Linked DNA regions of Homo sapiens: region 2 is linked to region 1. A link is a loop called in an ENCODE intact Hi-C map of the cell type or tissue named here. Cell type or tissue: PC-9. All regions are shown on one strand.

Region 1 (8,000 bases):
TACCACATGTGGTACACTCCATTCTTATACATTCTTATACATGTGGTAGTTTCACATTTCTTGCACCCTCACAAATAATTTTACAGAATCTTAGACTGTCAACATTGGAAGTAATCTTTATGTTGAACCCCTTATCCAGTGTTTAACTGTACTGATATAGATCAACCTCAGCAAGGAATTACTAATTTGATTTAAAAAGACATGTAGGTATTATTTCAGTGGGACAAATTCTGCTCAAGTGATGCACAAAATACATGGAAATATGAGCTGCTGCCAATACGGAAATATCCTATAGGATAGGTCAACAGACAAGACCCAGTTCTTTCCCTTACAAAACCTGTGACTTTCTAGAGGAGGCAAATTTATAACAAATTACCTGCAATTTAAGGCAATGAACTCAAATGCCCCATAAGCAGTATAAACAAAGTGCCACTGAAACACTTGCAGAGTGTACAGATTCCTTCTGGCTAATCTTGAAGATCAGAGCTACTTAACAGCGTGAAGGATAAGAGTTGGTCTCAGTCATAATCCTAAGCAAATTAATACAGGAATAGAAAAACCTAATACCGCACTTTCTCACTTATAAGTGGGAGCTAAACATAGAGCATCCATTGACATAAACATGGGAACAGTAGACACAGTGTACTAGAGTGGGGAAGGAGGGAGAGGAGCGTGGGTTGAAAAACGACCTACTGAGTACTATGCTCACTACTTAATTGCAGTATACCCATGTAACAAACCTGCACATGTACTCCCTGTATCTAAAATAAAAGTTAAAAAAAAAGTCCTCAGAAGGCTCAGGGGAATTTTGAGAGGCGAATGCGGCCATGAGCAAGGGTGGAGGTGGGAAATGCAAGACAGCTTAATTTATCCAAATGCTCAAAGATGCTAGGAAAAGAGAGGTTAGATGACCTATGAAAAATGCAGCCAAGATAGAAGCAACAACAACAACCAACAACAAAACCCCCAAAACTCTAAGAATAAACGTTTTCAAGACATTTGCCCTTTTAAAAGACTCAAAGGAAACAGAATAGGTTCTTTTGATTGGAAGTATTCAATTGGCCTAACACTGCCTAAATGATAGGGTTGTTCCTGAACACTGGACCTTTCCAGATCCCTCCATAGGTATCTGGGCCATGGTGATCAGAAGAAATTTATTAATACTTATCTTAATGGGAAGTGTCTGATCAACTCCCTTTTTCTCTTTCTCTCTCCCTGCCTTGGGTAAATCAAGAGATGACAAGTGACACATTTCACAAAGGAAATGACAATAATAATTCACCTCCTGGTCATATGTGATTCCCCCACTACAAACATTCCAGCAGAATATAGCCATTTATTTTGGTATCTGATGGGTTTCTTAGGGCTCTCATCAAACTGGCTGAACAGGGAATCCCTAGGGGCAGCCTGCCAGAGAAGAAGAAAAGGGATGACCCAGATGTTGCTAAAAATCAACAAACTCGAAATAACAGAGTGCAAAAGACATTTCACTTTTTTTCCGTAAGTTATAGGGGGTACAGGTGGTATTTGGTTACACAGACTAGTGCTAAAACCAACGATTAAGTATTAGTGTTCTTGGAGCTGTCAAGCTTTCACAAACATAAATAATGTACTCATAGGGAAACAAGGTTCACACAGGTTGGACCCCAAACTTGCAGAACTTGAAACAGGATCTTGCAGAGGGCTTCCAAGAATGCCCATGATGATTATTAAATAAGATTCCTTATGTTTTAAAAAACAACTTTATTGAAATAGAACTCATATAGCATACAACTTCCCCATTTCAGGCATACAATTCAATGGCTTTTAGTATATTCACAAATCCTTTTTTTTTCATATATATGTACCACACTTTATCCGTTCATCCGTTGATACTTAGGTTGATTTCATATTTTGGCTGTTGTGAATAGTGCTGCAATAAACTGGGAGTGCAGATGTCTCTTCGACATACTGATTTTCTTTCTTGTAGGCATATACCCAGCAGTGGGATTGCTGAATCATATGATAGTTCTATTTTTAGTTCTTTGAGGAACCTCCATGCAGTTTTCCATAGTGGATAAACTATTTTATGTTCCTACGAAGAGTGTTTGAGCGCTCCCATTTCTCTGTGTCCTTTTCAGCATTTGTTATTTTCTGAGTTTTTGACAATTGCCATTTTAATTGAGGTTAAATTATATTTTATTGTGGTTTTGATTTGGATTTATCTGATGATTAGTGATGTTAAACATGTTTGCATATAACTGTTGGCCATTTGTGTATCTTCTCTTGGGAAATGTCTATTGAAATCTTTTGCCCATTTTTAAATTGGATTATTTGGAATTTTTGTTTTTGAGTTCTTACGTATTCTTGTTAGTGATCCCTTGTTGGATGAATAGTTTGGAAAATTTTTCTCCCATTCTGTGGGTTGTCTCTTCACTTTATTTTTATTTTTATTGATGTGAAGAAGCTTTTTAGCTTGATGTAATTCTATTTATCAATTTTTGCATTCGTTACCCGTGCTTTTGAGGTCTTACTCAGGAAATCTTTGCCTAGACCAGTGTTCTAAAGTATTTCCCCTATGTTTTCTTCTAGTAGTTTCATAGTTTCCTACATGTAAGTTTTTAATTCATTTTGATTTGATTTTTATATATGATGAGGCATAGAAGTCTAGTTTTATTCTTCACGTGTCTCATTTTCCCAGTACCATTTATTGAAGAGACCATCTGTTTCCCAAGGTATGTTCCTGGTGCCTTGGTCAAAAATGAGTTGGTTGTAAATGCAAGGATTTATTTCTGGGTTCTCCATTCTGTTTCACTGGGCCGTGAAATCCTTACTTTTCGATATTATAAGTCACCATTTTCAGCTTTCCATCCTGTCAACCTTGCTGTATTTGGGCCAAGCAGGGCATGCAGGACCCAGAACTTGGTGTGGACAGGTGGGGCCAGAGCCCCTGTAGGCTGCTCAAGAAATCTGCACTGAGGTCTGCAGGGAGGACCAAATCCCCATAGATGATTCCACAAAAACACTGTTAGGTAAACCACAGTGTGAAACAGCTTGAGAAATAGAATCTGTGTCATATCCAACATTTACTCACACTCATAACTGCATGAGCGGGATACTTGAGCAGGAGGACCCAGAAGAACACCCTCTTCACCTGCATGTCCAGGTCCCCTTTGTGTCACCTAGGGCAAGAGGCTGGAAGGAGAGGCATCTGGGATAGGGGCAGGCTATGGTCGGGGCAGTGGGGTGGTAGGACCTGGACAGTGGGGGTGGTGGGGTTAGTGAAAGGTCTGGGGCAGGGCAGAGATCAGGAGGAACAGCATTCCAGCAGGGCTGGGAGACATGTCAGTAGGTTGGCAGACACAGGAGCAGGTGGCCTGGGACTCAGAGGAGCAGCTGGAGTTGGAGGAGAAGGGCTCTGTTTTCCTCCAGTCTTCTGCTTGGCTGCTGCATTAGCACCCCACTGCACCCCCAACACTCGTCTCTCCCTTGCCCTCACTTCCTGAGTCTTAAAACCAATTCCTTCATCCCCAGCATGCACCTTCCTAAGGACAGTTCCCCTCTGGATCCTTCCTAAGGTTCTAACTATTTATTTATTTATTGAGACAAGGCTTGCTCTGTCGCCCAGGCAGGAGTGCAGTGGCACCATCTCGGCTCACTGCAACCTCCGCCTCCCGGGTTCAAGCAATTCTCCTGCCTCAGCACACCCTAGTAGCTAGGATTACAGGCGCGCGCCACCACGCCCGGCTATTTTTTTGTATTTTATTTAGAGACGGGGCTTTGCCATGTTGGCCAGACTGGTCTCGAACTCCTGACGTCAGATGATCTACTCGCCTCTGAGCTTCTGATTTTTAATCCTTCCTAGCCCAGCTCCCCGCCATCCCCCCACCCCCGCCGTCCCCCCATTCTGCCTCACTTCCTCCTTTCCTGATTCCCACAATTTCCCACAATCAGTCTTGGCCTCAGATTCCCACCCTTCAGGTGCCAGGGTTCCTTGGGTCCTCCATCTCCCCTGATCCTCTCTGATTAGGGGCACGGGGTGTGAGTTGGAATTAAAGCCAGCGTTTGAGTCCTGGGGCTGGATTCTGCATTGGGTTCCGTTGTGTCATTGCACCTTCTCGTTTCCGCTCTTTCTGCCCTGCTTCCTCATCTTCAAAGTCATCTAAGATCCGCCAGCGGATGCTGACCCAGCCCGTGGAGCGCCGCTTCTCCGCACCTGCTGCTTCTCCATCTCTCCATCTTCTGCTCCTGGCCTTTTCCTGGCACTGGAGCCCGAGCTCTGAGCTCTTGCCCTTCTCTGGGGCCCCGTCCTGCTCCTCCTCGTCACCCTGGGGCGGCGGCCGGGGCCCCACGGGTCAGCGTGGCAGGGCCGACGGCGCAGTTCTCGCCCCGGGGCGGCGGCGGCGGCAGGTGCGGTGGGAGCGCCGCCTGGAGGTTGGTGTGGCGCTCATTGGTCGCGGAGGCCGCCGAGGTGTCCAGCGCCCAGGACCTGGGCTTCCTGTCTGCGTCGCTGCTGCCCCCTGCTGGGGCGGCGGGGCCCGGGTTCCGCTCTGCGGCGTGTTTTTGCGGGGCGCCTTCGCTCCTCCGGGAAGTCGGCGGTGCAGCCGCGGAGGCCGTTGTTGCTCTGGTAGCCGGTGGTTGTTTCATTCCCCTAGGGGCCGGCCGGGCTTTCGCCTCAGGCCGCCCACACCGGCTCCGGCCGCCGCCGCCTCTCGCTACCCGCGGCCCGGAGGAGGCGAGGGAACGACCTCCAGGCGCAGGGCGGCCGCCGCTCCCTCAGCAGCCGGCGGGGCAGAGGGAAAGACGCCGGGAAGCGTAAGGTCCCCGCCAGGCCCGAGGGTCGCCACGGACTTTGCCCTCTGGTTCCTGCCCAGGAGCAGCTGCCAGGTCCCCTCCCTGCCAAGCTTCTCCCCGAAAAGTTCTAAGGTTGTCAGGTCCGCCAGGAAGTGACATTTTTCTCCCCTCACTGTAAGGCTGGAAACTCTTGAATCCGGGCATTTTATGCATATTCTTAAATATGATGTTTCAGTCAAAGCCTTGATAATATAACCAATATTTCCGATTTTATCCTGCTTATAAAGAGCCGATATGTAAACGAAAATTAGAATATTTGTGAATAGTTTCCAAATTTTGGAGGGATCAAGTAGGGAGAAAAACCAAATGCTTCCACCTTTGTTTACAAGTGTGCTTTACCAAACTGATGTAAATTATAGATAACATCTGTGAGAAACCTTTCTTAAATCTAGAATACAACCAACAGTGTTTTAAATAAAAGTTATAAAAATATTATCTTAATTTCATAGATTTTTTGTTTTGCTTGATCTTGCTTAGCAGTTTTTTGAACCCTTAAGTTTATTAGAGTTCTAGGAATTTGTGTTTAGTTTATTTTTTTAAAACATTTGTTTTAATATATTTAAAGGGTATAAGTACAAGTTTCTTACATGCCTATATTGCATAGTGGTAAAGGCTGGGGTAGTTTATTGATCTGAAAGTTATCAGAAACCTGTGTTCAAGAGGACCTGTTAAGAGTTTTTTCCATGAAAAGCAAATTTGGACTATCGCTGATCGCAAATATTTTTCGAATTCAAAGCAGAACTGTGGATGATGGAAACAGAATAGCTATGATGAAAATCTGATGAAAGTTCCCAATTGACAAGGAAATTTAGTTACTTCTCTTACGTGCAGCATGTTAAGACAATAACCAGAATCATGACTGACAGCATCACATCAGGACCACCAGGCTTTTATAAATTTCATACAATCTTCAGAATGCATTAATAACATATTTATACAAATGTAACTTTAGCAAATATTTAGCGTAACAATCAAAATTATGAATCATTAAATTTTTATAAGTTTATATAATTTTTGGAACATGCGTGTCAATAACATACCTATAAATGTAACTGAAGTGGGATCTAATATCACATAATTTGACAATGCTCTCCCATGCAGTATCACAACATTTGACAATGCCCGCTCATACAGTCTACCAAATCTAATAATTTAATATCTCTACAAGGTGAGAGATCCATTCTTTAGACTCTCCAGGGACCCAGCTGAACAGTCCCGAAGTTAATTTTAAGACTTAATTTAGGATTTTTGACTCTGGGGAAACCTGTCAAAGATTGAAAACATTTGATCAAAACAGAATCACAGGTCACTGTTAAAAGAATAGTCATTTAACCAGAGACTTAAAAGCTATACAGAAAGTTATGTGGATATGAAAACTCGAACCCTTTTAAAGCTTAGTTTTCCTGAGTAATCAAAAAGGGTACTTGAATTTAATCAGACACAGGAAGAGTATGTACGGGGATATGAGTGTACACTGTATTTTAGAGGAATGTAAACAAGGAAATTAGTACCATGAGCCAGGGAATACATGGCTGTTAGTAACAGCATGGGAAGTTTCCTGGTTACATGGAACAACAATTTAGACATAGGAAGAAAAGCCAAAAGTACAGATTCAAGTTATGTTGGAGGAAAACATTGGTTTTCCAGACCTTCATGCTAACCATTTCAGTGTCAGGCCATAACAGCAGAACTAGAACCAGAGAAAAAATGTTACAGGAGTTGACAAAAATGTTGAAAGACAGAGCTACCACTGTTACCATTGTGGCCATGCAAAAAGATACACCTTTTTAAAGGGGGAGAAAACAGAAGGCAGTGGTTTATGACCTGCAATGTGGTACAGAGAAAGTTGAATTTCGGATATAAATCTGAGAAGTTTGAAAAAGAAAAATGTTACCTCTAGAAATGAAATGGCCATTCTGAAAGAAAGACACCGCATTTCCAATCTGAAACTAGGGAAGTTAGTTAGATCTCAGGAAGAATTAGAACTAGTTTAAATCTTCTATTAAATAAGATTTTAGAATTAAAAATAAAACCTCTTAAAATTTTACTAAGAGCAAATCAGTAAGCAAACTGTCATTCTAACATAGGGGACCAACTTATTTTGTTGTTTTGTATTAATGTATTTTAATGTCAAATTTCAATCTTTAGAAAGACTTCTGTTACCAAAATTACATCTTAATATCCATAACTTTCTTTACATCTGTCTCCTACTTACTAGTTCTTTTCTAGCTACTGTGAAACAACTTTTAAATGATCCCCAAATTCGATAAAAATATTCTTTTTCTCAATAAAATGTATTTTTTATGACTTTCTAATAATTTTTTTCTCACCAAGAACGCCTTATTTTTTGGCACATTGTATATATAGAATTATATGTACTAATTAAAAATTTTAACTCTTAGTAACCTTAAATTTTAGTGAAAATTTCCTTAATTTTTTAAGACGGAATCTCACTCTGTTGCCGAGGCTGGAGTGCAGTGGCATGATCTTGGCTCACTGCAACCTCCGCCTCCCGGGTTCAAGTGATTCTCCCACCTCGGCCTCCCAAGTAGCTGGGATTATGGGCATGCGCCACCACACCTGGCTAATTTTTTGTATTTTTGGTAAAGATGGGGCTTTGCCATGTTGGCCAGGCTGGTCTGGAACTCCTGACCTCAGATGATCTGCCCGCCTCAGCCTCCCAAAGTGCTGAGATTACAGAAATTTTATTTTTGTAATAAAAATAATTGTGAACCACCATGCCTAGCTGAAAGTAAGAAATTTTAAATTGTCTGTCACCTATCAGTATTTTATAGATAAGAACCATTTTATAATTTTTACAAACATATTCCCTAATATATATATATATATAATACACACACACACTTTTTTTTTTTTTCTTTTTTGAGACAGGGTCTGGCTCTGTCACCTGTGCTGGAGTGCAGTGGCACAGTCTCAGTTCACTGTAACCTTTGCTTTCTGGGCTCTAGTAATTCTTCGATTTCAGCCTCTCGAGTAGCTGGGACTACAGGCGTATGCAACCAGATCTGGTTAATTTTTGTATTTTTTTGTGGAGACTGGGTTTTGCTATGTTGCCCAGCCTGGTCTCGAACTCCTGAGCTCAAGCGATCCACCCAACTTGGCCTTCCAAAGTACTGAGATTACAGATGTGAGCCCCGGCCCACAGT
Region 2 (8,000 bases), 550 kb after region 1:
AGCAAACTATCACAAGGACAGAAAACCAAACACTGCATGTTCTCACTCATAGGTGGGAATTGAACAATGAGAACACTTGGACATAGGGTGGGAAACATCACATCCTTGGGCCTGTCTTGGCATGGAAAGCAGGGGGAAGGATAGCATTAGGAGAAATACCTTAATGTAAATGACAAGTTAATGGGTGCAGCAAACCAACATGGCATATGTATACCTATGTAACAAACCTGCATGTTGTGCACATGTACCTTAGAACTTAAAGTATAATAAATAAATAAATAAATAAGAAAACTTACAATCATGGTGGAAGGGGAAGCAGGCACATTTTCACATGGTAGAGCAGGAGATAAAGCAACAGCTGGAGGAAGTGCTACACACTTTTGCAACAACCAGATCTCATGAGAACTCACTCACTATCATGAGAACAGCATGCAGTAAGGCTGCCCCCAAGATTCAATCACCTCCCACCAGACCCCTCCTGCAACACTGTAGATTACAATTCAACATGAGATTTGGGTGGGGCCACAGAGCCAAATAATTTCATTCTGCCTCTAGCCCCTCCCAAATCTCATGTCCTTCTCACATTTCAAAACACAATCATGCCTTCCCAACAGTCCCCCAAAATGTTAACTCATTCCAGCATTAACTCAAAGGTCCAAGTCCAAAGCATCATCTGAGACAAGGCAAGTCCCTTCCACCTATGAGCCTGTAAAATCAAAAACAAATTAGTTACTTCCAAGACATAATGGGGATACAGGCACTGGATAAATGCTCCCATTCCAAAAGGGAGAAATCAGCCAAAACAAAGGGGCTACAGGTCCCATGCAAGTCCAAAACCCAGCAGGGCAGTCATTAAATCTTAAAGCTCCAAAATAATCTCCTTTGACTCCATGTCTCACATCCAGGCCACACTGACACAGGGGGTGGGCTCCCAAGGCCCTAGGCAGCTCTGCCTCTGTAGCTTTGCATGGTACAGCCCCCTTGGCTGCTTTCATGGCTGGCACTGAGTGCCTGCAGCTTTTCCAGGTGCATGGGGCAAGCTGTCAGTGGATCTACCATTCTGGGGTCTGGAGAACAGAGGCCCTTTTCTCACAGCTCCACTAGGCAGCCCCAGTGGAAACTCTTTGTGAAGGCTCCAACCCCACATTTCCCCTCCACCCTTCCCTAGTAGAGGTTCCCCATGAAGACTCCACCCCTGCAGCAGACTTCTGCCTGGAAATCCAGGCATTTCCATACATCCTCTGAAATCCAGGCAGAGGCTCCCAAGCTTCAATTCTTGCCCTCAGCCAACCCACAGACTTAACACCACATGGAGGCTGCCAAGGTTTGGGACTTGCACCCTCTGAAGCAATGGCCTGAGCTGTACTTTGGCCCCTTTTAGCCACAGCTGGAGCTGGAGTCACCAAGATGCATGGCACTGTCCTGAGATGTCCCAAAGCTGCACAGAGCAGTGAAGCCCTGGTCTACAAAATCATTTTTCCCTCCTAGACCTCTAGGCCTGTAATGGGAGGGGCTGCTGTGAAGGTCTCTGAAATGCCTTGGAGGCATTTTCCCCATTGTCTTGGCTATTATCATTTGGCTCCTCTTTACTTATGCAAGTTTCTGCAACAGGCTTGAATTCCTCCCCAGAAATTTCTACCATATGATCAGGCTGCAAATTTTCCGAACATCTATGCTCTGCTTCCTTTTTAAATATGAGTTCCAGTCTGGGTGTGGTGGCTCACACCTATAAGCCCAGCACAATGGGAGGCCAAGGTGGGCAGATTGCCTAAGGTCAGGAGTTTGAGAACAGTCTGGCCAACATGGTGAAACCCTGTCTCTACTAAAATTATAAAAAAAATAAGCCAGAAGTGGTGGCCTACACCTGTAATCCCAGCTACTCAGGAGGCTGAGGCAGGGGAATTGTTTGAACCAGGGAGGTGGAGGTTGCAGTGAGCCAAGATGGCACCACTGCACTCCAGCCTGGTTGACAGAGAGAGACTCCATCTCAAAAAATATATATATGTATATATATATGTGTGTGTGTGTGTGTGTATATGTGTGTGTCATATATACACACACACAGACACACACATATACACACACACACACACATATATATACACACACATATATATATATTCCAGTTTCAGATAATCTCTTTGGGCATGCATATGAGTGTATGCTGTTAGAAGCAGCCAGGTCCCTTCTTGAATGCTTTCCTGCTTAGAATCTTCTTATCTCCAGCTCCTAATAAGTTCCTCATCTCCAGCTGAGACCTCCTCAGCCTGAACTTCATTTTCCATATCACTATCAGCATTTTGGTCACAACCATTCAACAAGTCTCTAGAATGGTCCAAACTTTCCTTCATCTTCCTGCCTTCTTCTAAGCCTGCCAAACTGTTCCAAATTCTGTTCATTACCCACTTCTGAAGCTGCTTCCACATTTTCAGGTATCTTTGTAGCAATGCCCCACTTCTCTGGTATCAATTTTCTATGTTAGTCTGTCCTCACATTGCCATAAAGAACTACCTGAGGCCAGGTGTGGTGGCTCACGCCTGTAATCCCAGCACTTTGGGAGGCCGAGGCAGGCGTATTACAAGGTCAGGAGTTCAAGACCACCAGGGCCAACATAGTGAAACCTCATCTCTACTAAAAATACAAAAATTAGCCAGGCATGGTGGCGGGCACTGGTAGTCCCAGCTACTTGGGAGGCTGAGGCAGGAGAATCACTTGAACCTGGTAGTCAGAGGTTGCAGTGAGCCGAGATTGCACCACTGCATTCCAGCCTGGGTGACACAGTGAGACTCTATCTCAAAAAAAAAAAAAAAAAAAAAAAGAACTACCTGAGACTGGGTAATTTATGAAGAAAAGAGGTTAAGTTAACTCATAGTTCCGCAGGCTGTACAGGAAGCTTGGCTGGGAGGCCTCAGGAAACACAATCACAGCAGAAGGGGAAGCAAGCACATCTTCACACTGTGGAGCAGGAGACAGAAAAAGAGATGGGGGAGGTGCTCCACACTTTTACGACAATGAGATCTCATGAGAACTCACTCACCAAATAAGAACAGCAAGGGCGAAGTCAGCCTCCATGATTTAATCACCACCCACCAGGCCCCTCCTCCAACACTGGAGATTACAATTTGACATGAGATTTGGGTGGGGACACAGAGCCAAAGTGCACCCATGCTCATCACAGCATTAATCACAATAGCCACAATATGGATGTATATTATTCAACCTTAACAAAGAAGGAAATTCATAAAAAATAATAATACTAATATACTAAATATAAATATTTATGTATGAATAAATATATTTATATATTATATATTTTCTTATATACATTATTCTATTATATATATCATAAATATATATTTACTATATATTATGTTTATAATATCAACATAATATATATTTGTAAATAAAAATATACTAAAATAATACAATTAAAAATAATACATAATAAAAACAAATTATTTAAAAAGAAGGAAATCCTGCCATTTGCCACAACATGGATAAACCTAGAGGACATTATGCTAAGTGAATAGTGAATGAAATAAATCAGACACAGATAGAAAATACTGCACGATTTCACTTATACATGGAAACTTAAAAAAAAAAAACTCGAATACATAGAAATAGTAGAAAGGTGGCTGCCAAAGGTGAGCGAGAGGGAGATGGAGAAATGGAGGTCAAAAAGTACAGAATTTCAGTTATGTAAGATAAATAGCCCTAGAGATATAAAGCACAGCATGAGGAATACAGTTAATAATACATATTGTATTGTATACCAGAAATTAGCAAAAAGAGTAGCTTTTAGGTACTTTACCACATACAAACAAATGTAACTGGCTAGGTGTAGTGGTTCACTCCTCTAATTCCAGTACTTTGGGAGGCTGAGGCAGGAGGATTGCTTGAGTCCATGAGTTCGAGACCAGCCTGGCAACCTAGTGAGACCCTCATCTGTACAAAAAATAAATTTTAAAAAAATAGCAAGCATAGACATGCTTGTAGTTCTAACTACTTGGTAGGCTGAGGTGGGAGGATCACTTGAGCCCAGGAGATAAGAAGTTGCCATGAACCATGATCAGGCCACTGCACTCCAGCCTGAGACAGAGCTAGACCTTGTCCAAAAAAAAAGTAACCATGTGAGATGAATCTGTTAATTTGCTTGGCGGAAATCATTTCACTATGAACATGTATATGAAAACATTATGTTGTACACCTTAAATATATAAAATTTAAAATGTATATGTAATAGAAGAATTTAATATTTTCCCTTGCTGTTACAGGTACAGAAGTTAGTAAATTGTTGTTCTTTCTCTTTTCCACAGGAGTAACAAAATAAATAAAATTGAAATCTTGCCCTGTAAAGTCAAAAGACTAGAGGAAATCCAATTTAGAACCCTGAAAGTCAGTTTTAATGAGGAAATTATGCCACCTCGTGGTAATTTAGTATATTGCCACATATAACTGTTTTCAGGATACAGTATTACTAAATTTTGAGATTGTTCTCCAGCTTGCAAGTAGAGGACCTCCTATGATTTCATGTCAACTTACTTGAGGGAAAGAAAAGTGTTGCCTATTAAATGAGATAGTTATGATCTGATCTTCGACGAACCTGACAAAAACAAGCAATGGAGACAGGATTCACTAATAAATGGTACTGGGACAACTGGCTAATCATATGCAGAAAATTGAAACTGGACCCCTTTCTTACACTTTACACAAAAATTAACTGAAGATCACTTAAAGATTTAAATGTAAAACCCAAAACTATAAAAATTCTAGAAGAAAATCTAGGTCATTGGCACAGGCAAATACTTTATGAAGAAAATACCAAAAGCAATTTCAACAAAGACAAAAACTGACAAATGGGACCTAACTAAATTAAGGAGCTTCTGCACAGCAAAAGAAACTATCATCAGAGTGAACAGACAACCTACAGAATGGGAGAAAATTTTGCTATCTATCCATCTAACATAAGTCTAATATCCAGAGTCTACAAAAGATTTAAACAAATTTACAAGAAAAAAATAAACAACCCCATTAAAAAGTGGGCAAAGGACATGAACAGACACTTCTCAAAAGAAGACATTCATGTGGCCAACAAACATATGAAAAAAAGCTCAGCATCACCGATCATTAGAGAAATGCATATCAAAACCACAATGAGATAGCACCTCACACCAGTCAGAATGGCAGTTACTAAAAAGTCAAAAAACAACAGATGCTGGTGAGGTTGCAGAGAAAAAAGAACACTTTTACACTGTTGGTGGGAGTGTAAATTAGTTCAACCATTGTGGAAGACAGTCTGGTGATTCCTCAAAGATCTAGAAGCAGAAATAATATTTGACCCAGCAATCCCATTACTGGGTATATACCCAGAGGAATATAAATCATTCTACTATAAAGATACACACGCATGTATGCTCATTGCAGCACATTTCACAATAGCAAAGACATGGAATCAACCCAAATGCCCATCAATGATAGATCGGATAAAGAAAATGTGGTACCTATACATCATGGAATACTATGCAGCCATAGAAAGAAATGAGGTCATGTCCTCTGCAGGAACATGGATGAAGCTGGAAGCTGTTATCTTCAGCAGAATAACACAGGAACAGAAAACCAAACACCTCATGTTCTCACTTATAAGTGGGAGCTGAACAATGAGAACACATAGACACACGGGGATAACAACACACACTGGGGCCTGTTGGGGGCAAGGGGAGCATTAGGAAGAATAGCTAATGGATGCTGGGCTTAATACCTAGGTGATGGATTGCTCTGTGTAGCAAATCACCATAGCACACATTTACCTATGTAACAAACCTGCACATCCTGTACATGTATCCTGGAACTTAAAAGTTGAAGAAAATAAATAAATAAATGAGACGGTTATAATGAATAAATAAAATGTTTGTATATAATTGAACCACTACTATCAGTAACAGGAAATCATTTGAGTTAGCTAATTCCAAAATAAGGGTTGTTCCCAAATGAAACATTATAATTCAATGTTTGGAGTTAAATTTTTATACTGGCTGCAGAGAGAGACTGAAGTCACTAACAAAATTTTTACCTTCATTGTTCAGTGGAAAACAAAAGGTCTGAAGGACACCTCAGAAGCCAAGCTCACCAGTGAAGCCATTTAACTGGGCCTTGGTCCAAACCCATCCAGGCCCAAGTGAGATTCTTGCAGGCACAGTAATGATGAGATTATTAGTGCTGGGCATGGGGCGGGGGTGGGGGCAGTTGGTGGAGAATACTGCCTTAGCTGGAGGCCTAAACAGGCAGTTAATAGGTTATTCAGCTAAAAATTGCTCCAAGGTAATTTTCTTTTAAAGCAAAAAGATCTAAAAACAAAGTTGCAGAGAACAAAGTAAAAACCAAGCAGTAACTAATAACAGTGAAAATCTGGCAAAAGATGGCACAATCTTTATCATATCTGGTGATGAAAAGAGTCAAACTCTGTAAATTATTTGAAGAGATTAATTCTGAGCCAAATATGAGGGACATGCCCCCGTGAGACAGCCATCAGGATGTCCTAAGAACATGTTCCCAAGGTGTTCAGGGTGCAGCTTGGTTTTATATATTTTAGGGAGACATAGGACTTTAATCAAATACTTTCAAGAAATACATTGGTTTGGTCCAGAAAGGCAGGACAACTCAAAGTGGTGGGGGCAGTGGGGCAGAGCTTCCAGCTTATAGGTAGATTTAAAAATGTTCTGGTTGACAATTGGTTGAGTTTATCTGAAGACCTGAGATCAATAGAAAGGAATGTCTGGGTTAAGATAAAGGATTGTGGAGACCAAAATTCTTATTTGCAAAGGAAGCCTTCAGGTAGTAAAGGGAATAGGTTGTAAAATGTTTCTTATCAGACTTAAAGTCTGTGCTGATGTTAATGCTGGACAGGTATAATGAGGCATGTCCTACCCCCACTTCCCGTCATGGCCTGAACCAGTCTTTCAGGTTAAGTTTTAAGAGTGCCCTGGCTGAAAAGGAAGTCCATTCAGATGGTTGGGGGGACTTAGAATTTATTTCTGGTTTACATATCATTCCCTTAACATAAAAATAAAAGCAGCTATTAGAAAAGAGTTCAATGACTTATGCTGTTATTTAATAGACATTAATTTTTGAAGCAGAAAAGCATATTGGTTGTTTAACTTGAACTCTCACATGAAGTTTTGCTTAACAGAAGACCTCATAACAATTTGTATTAAAAAGATTTAGCGTAAGTAATGTGCTTTGAACAGTACACAGAGTAGCTCAATACACTATGCATACATGGTAGCAATTATCATTAGACTATCACTATAGTATGTTTTTCTTGTTGTCTACAAGCTTGCCTCTGACAAAAAAAACAAACAAAAACAAAAAAAAAACAGCATAACTCACAAAATGCTGAGGAAAACAGAACAAAACAAAACTACTGCCCTTTGGATGATTATAACTGCATGTGATTCAAAATGCTGCTTCATATCTCAGTGACAAATCTGAAAAGGATGAAAATACTAACCATTATGAGAATCATGAAACATTAATGAAAAAGGTGATATTTAAATTAAGCATTAAAGAATAGGTTGGGTTAACAAAATAATGCACATTGCTTCCAAAGACCATTTCAAATATCTCCAACTGGTTTTATATTTCCTTGCATTTGAGAATCACAATTCTGGAGGGAAGTTTGCATAAACACCTCACTTCTCTCTGTACCCATAAACTTTGCCATGTAACTTTGCAGTGTCCTCCCACCATGATTCTGGGCTTGCCCCTGTGACTTTCTTTAGCCATGGGAAATTAGCTGGGATGCAAGTAGAGGCTTGAAAAGTACTTATTCAATTTCACTTACTTTTGCGTCTCTGCCTTTGTTATGAGAAGATCGTGTCTGAGCTAGCTCTTTAGTGGCAGAAGGATGAGAAAACCTTCTCAGCAGTCTCCTCAACCCCATTGAGTCTAAATCAACTGAATACCAGCTGGCCACAGATGTGAGTCTAACCAAGGCCAGCTGA

Evidence for each region. A loop is a pair of places that touch in the nucleus more often than their neighbours do. Peaks named below come from ENCODE experiments on the same cell type or tissue, not always from the same donor. Only the 100,000 strongest peaks of a DNase experiment are listed, where the experiment ranks them.
Region 2: it touches region 1 in a loop (13-fold over the local background); 9 of 110 quality-filtered maps call a loop at or near these places.

Annotation. Positions count from the first base shown.
Region 1 is chr10:95,180,266-95,188,265 of GRCh38, reverse strand. The region is part of intron 3 of LOC107984257 (a long non-coding RNA gene); the gene reads left to right. It also overlaps the pseudogene PAWRP1. Among named protein-coding and RNA genes, the nearest start is that of ACSM6, 10 kb to the left of the region's middle. RefSeq lists silencers at 4,043-4,092, 4,113-4,442, 4,633-4,932. In PC-9, CTCF peaks have their summits at 4,298 and 4,498 (motif pointing left); no DNase peak of the experiment used is centred here; H3K4me3 peaks cover 1,343 bases; H3K27ac peaks cover 484 bases.
Region 2 is chr10:94,626,626-94,634,625 of GRCh38, reverse strand. No RefSeq gene overlaps it. Among named protein-coding and RNA genes, the nearest start is that of CYP2C18, 53 kb to the left of the region's middle. RefSeq lists an enhancer at 7,754-8,000. In PC-9, CTCF peaks have their summits at 4,239 and 4,445 (motif pointing left); no DNase peak of the experiment used is centred here.